Regions from separate parts of the Homo sapiens genome. Here region 2 is linked to region 1. A link is an interaction called in ENCODE POLR2A ChIA-PET data of the cell type or tissue named here. Cell type or tissue: OCI-LY7. All regions are shown on one strand. Each heading gives the region's core, and the rest is flanking DNA. Links, peaks and the distances in the headings are about the cores only.

Region 1 (4,440 bases), core at 201-4,200:
GTGAGACCTTGTCTCAAAAAAAAAATAAGATTAATGCAGTCCTTGAGGACTCTTGTTTCCTCAACTGGTCTCAATTTCATCACCAGGGAATTCTCTCTATTCTCCTGCCTTGCCAGTTCTTAAATAAGCCAAGCATTTTCTCCCTCCGAGCCATTGCTCATCATATTGAACTGTTGGTCTGTAGCATCCTTTTCCCTTTCTTTTCCAACTCACTCTTCCAGATCAAATGCTGCCTCCTTTAAGAAATCTTCATAGATTTCCTTAGCAGGAAGGGAGGACTCCACTTTTGTTTTCCTAATTGTATATAATTAAAAGCCTGGGCCAGGTGCAGTGGGTCATGCCTATAATCCCAGCACTTTGGGAGGCCAAGGTGGGCGGATCACTTGAGGCCAGGAGTTGGAGACCAGCTTGGCCAACATGGTGAAACCCTGTCTCTACTAAAAATACAAAAATTAGCCAAGTGTGGTGGTGTGTGCCTGAAATCCCAGCTGCTTGGGAGGCTGAGGTACAAGAATCACTTGAACCTGGGAGTCAGAGGTTTCAGTGAGCTGAGATCGTGCCACTGCACTCCAGCCTGGGGGACAGAACAAGATAGTCTCAAAAAAAAAAAAAAAAAAAAAAAAAAGCCGGATCAAGTTCTTCTGTGGATTAAAGGCTTATTTCTTCAGTGTGGCTTCGAGCAACTTGAGGCAGGAGGCTCTCATCTCCCTCCAGGACTAAGCACAAGGCTGTCTTTGCTGAATAGAATTGAATTAAAATGAGAGGAAGGGGGCACATCCATTACCAAAGTCAGACTTTTTTTGGTCCTTTTGGGGCAAATCAGGAATGGTTTGTCAATATGGCTGCTGATACTTTGGGGATCTGGATGTTGCCAGCCTCACAAATTCTCGTTCAGGGTGTTTAGACAGGTGTAGACCTGGTGAGTGGGGCAGGGGTCAGTGAATCACAGTGGCTTAGTGCTTGCTCTGAAAAAGCTTTTAAGCCAGTGTTTCTCAATGGATGGTCCAGGTACTTCCTGCACCCTACTCACCTGGGGAAGTTACTAGACGTTCAGGTTCCAAGCTCGGTCTCATAGCACTAAACCAAGCTCTCTGGGGCTGGGGCCCAGGGATCTGCATGTGATTCTTCTCACACTGAAGTGTAGAAGCTACTGTTATAAGGGAACAGAATGACTTACTTCCAGAAGAGCTGGTGCCCAAAGGAGAAGTCCTGCCCATGGGAGCCAGGAGACTAGGAGGAGTGGTGAGAACTGGACACAGACACTTCATCTCCAACCCATAAGGTAACAGGAAGGGTGAGCTCAGGGCTACGTGGCCTGAGCAGAGAATGGTGGCCACCAGCTGCGGCTCTGGGGGGGGTCTTTACAGCCTGAGAGGATTTGGTAAAGTTCATGAGGAGCATTCCAGGCTGAGGGTGGTTGGTTTGCTTTTCCAGACTGAGGTTGTTGAGGGAACTTTGTGCAAACTTCCCAGGGGAGAAGGTTAAAAAAAAAAAATCCAAAAAACTGATGGAGAGTAAGCTTTGCTATGTTTCTCTCCTTTGGTCCTAGGGCCTTTCTCTTATTTCTTCCCTTTGGCCTGTGGGTCCATTTACTCCATATGGTAAGGAGAGAATATGTCTTAGCTGCTGCTCTGGCCATCTTCATGAGGTACAGCAGGGGCCTGCCCACTCTAGCCATCTTCCTTCCTTTGTCCCGTTCCTCAAACCATTGTGAATTCCTTCCCTCAGAAGCATTTGCCATTCCTACATTGTTCCCAAACCCTTGGGCAGCTCTTTTTTCAGTATTTTGCTTGTATGTTGATATCCAGTAGCCTCTTCTGCAAAGTGCAGATCTTAGTTATGCCATCTGCTCCTTATTTATCTAGCAAAGTCCTACTTACCCTTCAACACTCATCTCAGGTCACCCTCTAGAGATGTCCCCTCCAGCCTCCCCCTTTCCAGAGTCTGGCTTCAGTACCTGGCACAGTTCTCCCAGATCTCTCTTGCTTGCACACATCTTCACTCTCTTACCATCTAAGTCGAGGCCTGTTTCCCTTCTGGACGGGGCCTGGTGCCCATTGTACTGTGGCTCCTAACCCAGGGCTGTGCACCCCTTTCCAGGGTGGCTTCGAGGATCAAAGGATGTTGTGTGAGGCTTGCTGAAGGCATCTCTGCAAATGTTCTTGCCCTCCTCCCTGGCTCTCATGACAGGGGAGGGTACTGAGCTGACTCCTTAGGCCGAGGGGGCAGGGAACACCAGTGACTCAGGCTTTCTGACGGGGTTTGGAGAAAGAGTGGAAGTCTATTCACTTGGGGTGTGTGTTCCTTCAGGACCAAGGAGCATGACCCCACCCCTTGCCACCCTCTCCCCTCCACGCCAGCTGGGATTCAGCTTCAGCCTGGGTGGCCAGAAGGGGCAGAGTTTTCCTTTGGGTCTTGGAAGCTGCCCCAGGTGGTACCCCCAGGCACCCAGCCTACACAGAAGACCTCAGAGGAAATGGAGGGGCCAAACGCTCGCTAAACGGGCTTTGGTGAAAGGAGCCAAGACAAAACCCAGCTCTGAGCTTAATTAAAAAGAGTGCGTAGTCCCTCCCCCAACAAATGCAGATTGCCCACAAAGAAGAACAGGAACCCAGTGGCCAGGAAGACCCGCAGCCTTATAAACAAGCACTTTGGGCTATGTAGGGCAGCTCTGCTATGATCTGATACAATGACTATTGTCAAGGAGGGCTGTTTTTCCATGTTTTTGTATCCTTTTCTTCATTTTCTTTTGCTACCTAATTTCATGCATCAGAGGTCAAAAGACAAAAGGTCAGGCCTGGTTTAGAGGCAGCAAACTCCCCACCACCAAGAACGTGTGTCCAAAAGAGCGCTTTGAGGCACCGCCTGCAGACACTGGCAGGTTTTCATCCCTGATTCTCTTTTGTCACTTCATGGGGTACATGAGTCTACGTGCAAATTGCATGAGAAATGAGACACCAACTGCTGTACCAAATTAGGAAAAAATTCACTAAACTGTTTCCATCTCATACTTTGTTTATAAGAATTTGTACCTAACAAGGAAAAGCCCATCTTTGAACTCTCAGCCTGCCTATGGTAGAGAACTTTACACACACACGCGCATGTATATGTAAATATATACATACATAAAATATATATACATATACACACATATATCCTGTAAAAATAAAATCTGAGTACATATTTCTTAATTGTTTTGCTGGGAAGATTTATAAAGATCTGTCCAGAAAATTGCCAATACTTGTTCTAAAGATTGTTTTAGTTGAAAGGATAGCAGCATTTCAGTATGAACAATTTAGCATGATTATTTTGGTACGTATTTCGTATGAATATTTTGTCCTCAGACTGCAAATCTTTCCAATGTATCATTTTGGATTCTTAGGTAATAGTAGATTGACGGAGTTTCCTTATGTGATAGGTCCACACTATGTGTTTATAACGAGGATACAATGTCATGATTTTCCATTAGAAATATTTTCATGATTTAGGGGGATAATGACTTTCTGATTCTATGTCCATAAGCTCCTCATATTAGATATTTCAGATGGTTTTCATCTGACCGAAAATAAATTAGGGGATATCTTTAATTTTTCTTTGTGTAGAGGATTTTTTTTTTTTTGGTAGATTTGCATTCAGTGCCAGAAGGCCCCCACCTCCAGTACAAAGTGAAGGAAAAGTTAAGGCTTTGGGAAGTGTCTCTGGTGATGGCTAAACACTGAGACTGGCTTCAGGGCTCATCTCAAAGGCACTTTGGCCCAAGTGTAGCTCATCTTTTCCATCTTACTCTGGGCTGGGTTGCTAAAGATAGTTAATCAGCAGCAAACCTGAAAGATTTTTAGAGCACAGTTTTATTTCCGGCACGTTCTCAAATCCAGACTTCATATCCTGTAGCCCCCTGACCTTCCCAAAAGACTTCCCTCCCAAAAGAAAAAATAAAAATCAGCCCACAACCTGCCCTGAGGCTGAGGTATTCACTTGGCGATTTGCAGGTTCACAAGGCAGGCTCCAGGGAAAGCACCCCAATCCTGGGGTGATCCTCTGCCACGGCTCTGAAGTTATTACAGAAAAATGGAGAATGAAGAAACGAGAATATTAAAGGGCTTACTTAAAGGCGCGCTTCACTTCCGTTTAACACTCTGATCTGCGTCCAAAACTAAAAGAATCGTTTAGCTTGTGCACTCACCCTCACTCAAAATCGCTTGTGCAGTAGGCTTTTTTATGTTCCAGTACTTCATGGAATCAAATTATATCACATTAAAATGTTATTAGTTTAAAACACATTAAATAAATGTAAGTCTGGGCCGACGCATGAATATTTAAAGCTCACATTACACGGTGAACTAGAAGAAAAGGGGGTGAGGAGAGCCAACAGAACATCGTATAAATACTGATAGAAATAAAGCATCCTATGTGCAAACTTTCTTTAGCAAAATATGGTTT
Region 2 (4,440 bases), core at 229-4,228, 320 kb before region 1:
TCCCAAAGTGCTGGGATAACAGGTGTGAGCCACTGTACCTGGCCTAAACTTCTCTAAGAAATTGTATCTATGGTTTTTTGAAAGACCAGGGTTGTTTTTCTCTGGCATTATTTTGGTGGACTTTTATTTTCTCTGGTCTTATCTTCCATTTGAATGACAGGCCCTCTATTGATAATTTAGAAAGCTTACATCTTGTTTCATCTGCCTGAGATTTGACAGAGCGTAAGGGCAAGCAACACCAGCAAGCTCTGTAACCCCCAAAGCCTATAATGCGAGCCCCACATTCACTTCCCCCCTCTCCACCCTTGAAGCCACATTTCCAAAGGAGCCACTGCAAACCTTTCCATTTGGAAGTGCAGTCTTCCAGTCCAGCTGACTAAGTTGTCCAGTTAGTTTTGGTTGTCTCCATTTCGGTAACATCATGCAGAGGACAGTGCTGGGGACCAGTGAGTTGAATCCATTTACTTAAGTCTAACTGTGTTAGGCCCCATGCTGGGCCCTGTGAGAAAGAATAAAGATGACATGGCCTTTATCCTTTCTATCAACAGATATTTGAACCCTTACACACCAGGAGCCATACTCTTTGGAGCACTTAACTCACCTGTACAGTGTCTATCTTCTCTGAAGGCTTAGAAGCCCCAGGAGGGCATAGATAACACCTGTCTGGTTCACTGCGGTACCTCGAGTTCAGAAAGTGCCTGGCACATAACAGGTATTTCAAAAATATCTGTAGTGGAACTGAAGGGGTTTCCATCTGTCTCACCAACTAGAGAAAAAGCCACAGCTCCTTAAGGGTAGAAAGTCCTAGATGTCAGCACAGGACCTGGCTCAGGTCAGATGCTCAGCAAGTGTTTACTGAGTTAGCTGAATGGCCCCATGTTCTGTGGAGGTCCAGCATGGGTCACCCCGACCAGCGCACAGGTTGTGGTGTGAACTCTGGGTTCTTCGTGGGTTCTCATTTGCCTCTGGCTTTTGCTGGGAACTGCGGGCTTTTGCTGTCGTATGTGACTCCCTTTCCTTACTTGTGACTTAAGAGATTAAACTATTAATGGTGTGGAAGCTAAAAACAGACCCGTCTCCAGGAGGGTGCCACAGAATTTTTTTTTTTTTTTTTTTTTGAGACCAGGTCTCACTGTCACCCAGGCTGGAGTGCAGTGGTGCAATCATAGCTCACTGCAGGGGCTCAGGAAATCCTCCCATCTCGGCCTCCCAAGTAGTTGGGAATATAGGTGTGCAAAACCACACCTGGCTAATTTTTTAAATTTTTTTGTAGAGATGGGGTCTCACCATGTTGCCCAGGCTGGTCTCAAATTCTTGAGCTCAAGTAATCCTCCCACCTCAGCCTCCCAGTGTTGGGATCATAGGCATGAGCCACCGTGCCTGGCCTTATTTCTTATTTCTAATTTATTTTAATTTTTTTTTGTAGAGACAAGGTCTCCCTATGTTGCCCCGGCTGGTCTTGAACTCCTGGGCTCAAGTGATCCTCCTGCCTCGGCCTCCCAAAGTGTTGGGATTACAGGCGTGAGCCACTGCGCCTGGCCAGAACAGCCACTTCTAAGCACTTAAGGCTAGGTGTATGCTCACAAAGGGATGGTGAGGGGATAAAACTGATTTTCCCATCAAAACAGTATCAAATCGAGGGATATGTTCATTATCAAGAGCATGATACCTAAAAATGATCACAACCAACCATCATGGCCTGCTTATATAGTCTCTAGACTGTGCACAAGCCACATCTACATGACTGGTTGGGCAGAGAGTGGCTCATGGGGCCACATGGAATCAGAAGACTACCAGAAGAAGGGCGGAGCCCAACACGAAGAGCTGGAGAGATGGGTGAAGAGGGCTATGCACACAGCAAGGAGATTCTCAGAAGCTGGGTCATGGGAAGGCAACCAGGGTGATGCTTACAGCAAGGGCTCACCTTGCTTACCTGGATACAATGGGGCAGAGCTGGGGAGGCTGGGGACTTGCTGTGTGGCTGTTAGACTGAGGGGTGCCCACAGGGAGGCAGTGCTGCACACTGGCCATCAAGGATTATTCTTGAGTGATGCCAAGGGCTACCAACTACCATTAGAACCACAGAATACCAGAGTTGGGAGGTAATGAGAACCCATCCAGGCTAATCCTACCACTTCCAACTTTATAATGAGAAAGCTACGGCCCAGATAGGAGGTCTCAAGTTGTTAGAGCTTCGGGCCCTCTCAAAATGGCATGATTCCTTATGAGAGCATCTGATTAGTAACATGTGTACACTGTTTTACGTAAGACTGAGCTATGTTTGGTAGACGTACTTGGGGGGCATATGTGGACATTTATAAGGATTATTCACTAGTGTGTGCAGGACTGAACTCCTTGAAGAACATAACTCTGGGCAGGAAGGACATGAATCTGGTTTTCCCACAGGAAATCCTTTCTTCACATGTGTACTCATTGTCTCCCCTCACTTGGGCAGCCACAGGGCACTTCCAGAGAGGCTCCAACCTCCCCTGGCTCCCTAACACCATCCTAGTGGCCAAGAGGCTCTCCTTTTCTATTCCCTTTGGGGGTCCTTCCAAGTCTCCCTATGCCCCGCACACCTATTCCATTGTTCTTGGAAAAAGCTTCTCCATCAAGGAGGAGGATACCATCTCCTTACCCTGCTCGCCCGTCTCCATTGGCTTGTCCCTCTGGATCCATCCCTTCCCACTTCCTTGATGTGAGTGCCATAAGTTGAGTTTTATTTCTCCAGCATCCCTCTCTCTTTCGGCAGCTTCCTGTCAATGTCAGCCTCACTCCAGCCAGTGTTCTGTACTGTCAGCCTTTCACAGGCAAGGGTTTAAAGAGACAGACACCCTCCTCTTCGTAGCTGCTCATTCCCTCCTCAATGCACTGCAATCTAGTTTCTTGGCTCACTGCTATCCTGGAACTCCTTTGGCAGAGGTCTGCCACTAAACCTGATAGGTGTTTTCCAGTTCATGCTTTTGTCCAACACACATTTCACAAACTGAAGTATAAGGACATATGTAAGATGAGAAATTATCACTAATTTAAAAGTCTTGAGGAAGGTATAAATCAGAATGGAAAGTCGGACAGAGGAAAAAAAGAACATATGGAAGACCGAATCCCCCGATAAAAGCTTGGAATAAAAACAAAAGTGCAACTAGGCAAAGCAATTCTTATAGTTTTTGAGGTAGGAGTGGGTTGAATAATGTTCCTCCAAAAGATATGTCCAAATCTTAATCCCTGACACCTGTGAATGTGACCTTATTTGGAAATAGGGTCTTCAGAGAGTAATTAAGGATCTTGGGATAAAATTGCCCTAGATAATTTTAGTGTGGGCCAGAAAGCCAAGACACAAGGAGACACAGAAGAGAACCCTATGTGAAGACAGAGGCAGAGACTGGACTTATACAAGCCAAGGAATGCCAAGGATTGCTCAGGCCCACCAAAAGGTAGGAGAGACATGGAAGGAATTATCTCAGCACAACAAGAAGAAACCAACTCTGCTGACACCTTGATTTTGAACTTCTGGCCTCCAGAACTGTAAGAGAACAAATTTCTGTTGTTTCAGGCCACCACTTTGTGGTATTTTGGGACAGTAGCTCCAGGCAACGAATACAGAGTGCATCCTTGCTGTTTCACAGCTCCACGCCTCACACACATGGTTCATGCTCCTCCCCTTTTGTTAAGCTGCAACACTTTTCTTCTGTTATAATGACCCATCGGGAAGTCCTGCCCAGTCTCCCCTCTCTGTAGCAGGACCAATCATGCTTCTTTGGTGTTACCATCATACCCGTATCTCTCACTGCACTCCTCACCTCTAAGACAAAATACTGGTTTTCGTGTTTGTCTCTTGCTTGTTAGCCCTTGAGGCTTGAGATTTCTCCACAGCAAGCACAGGCTATGGACTTTCTTTGCGTCAGGTAGTATTCAAGCAAGAATACTACCTGACGCAAAGAAAGTCCATAGCCTCTGTTTGCTGAATAAATCACTCAGATGACAACAGAAACACCAAAGAGGGAAGGATTAATATTGTCTGGGAGTGGTCATAAAAGGGGAAGAGGATATTTTGGGTAGAGGTAATAGCACAGGTAAAGGCATGGAGGAGAAGCATGACCTATTCAGGAATTAGTCATTCATGTGGTGGGACGGGAAGGGTGAAGGGGATAGAGGAGAAAGAAGAGCGAAGAACTGCAGAAGATGAAGCATGAAAGGCTTTGAATTTTAGGCCAGAAGTTAGACTTCAGCCTGTAGACAGTAGTTTCCGAACGTTGTGCATGTAGTTATCACCAGCATGCCTCTTAGATAAAGGTCCTACTCACAGGCTTAAGAGGTCAGTGACCTCTCCCTGCAAGGCCCCTGCAGGTGGATACTTGCCTTATGATCAAGTCTTCTTGGCCCCATATGGACAAAGCAGGAAGTAAAACTGAAGATAGCCTATGGACTACTGAGCCTAAC

Evidence for each region. ChIA-PET counts read pairs that join two places held together with the same protein. Peaks named below come from ENCODE experiments on the same cell type or tissue, not always from the same donor. Only the 100,000 strongest peaks of a DNase experiment are listed, where the experiment ranks them.
Region 2: POLR2A ChIA-PET joins it to region 1 with 9 read pairs; 4 of 35 experiments call an interaction of 5 or more read pairs at or near these places.

Annotation. Positions count from the first base shown.
Region 1 is chr9:37,038,852-37,043,291 of GRCh38, reverse strand. No RefSeq gene overlaps it. Among named protein-coding and RNA genes, the nearest start is that of PAX5, 6.8 kb to the right of the region's middle. In OCI-LY7, for the core only: CTCF peaks have their summits at 2,206 and 2,431; a DNase peak (open chromatin) is centred at 2,581; H3K4me3 peaks cover 994 bases; H3K27ac peaks cover 1,600 bases.
Region 2 is chr9:37,362,502-37,366,941 of GRCh38, reverse strand. It overlaps LOC124902153 (a long non-coding RNA gene), which reads right to left. Exons shown (of 3, transcript XR_007061478.1): 1 at 340-4,440. Among named protein-coding and RNA genes, the nearest start is that of LINC01627, 30 kb to the left of the region's middle. In OCI-LY7, for the core only: a CTCF peak has its summit at 1,992 (motif pointing right); a DNase peak (open chromatin) is centred at 2,001; H3K27ac peaks cover 927 bases.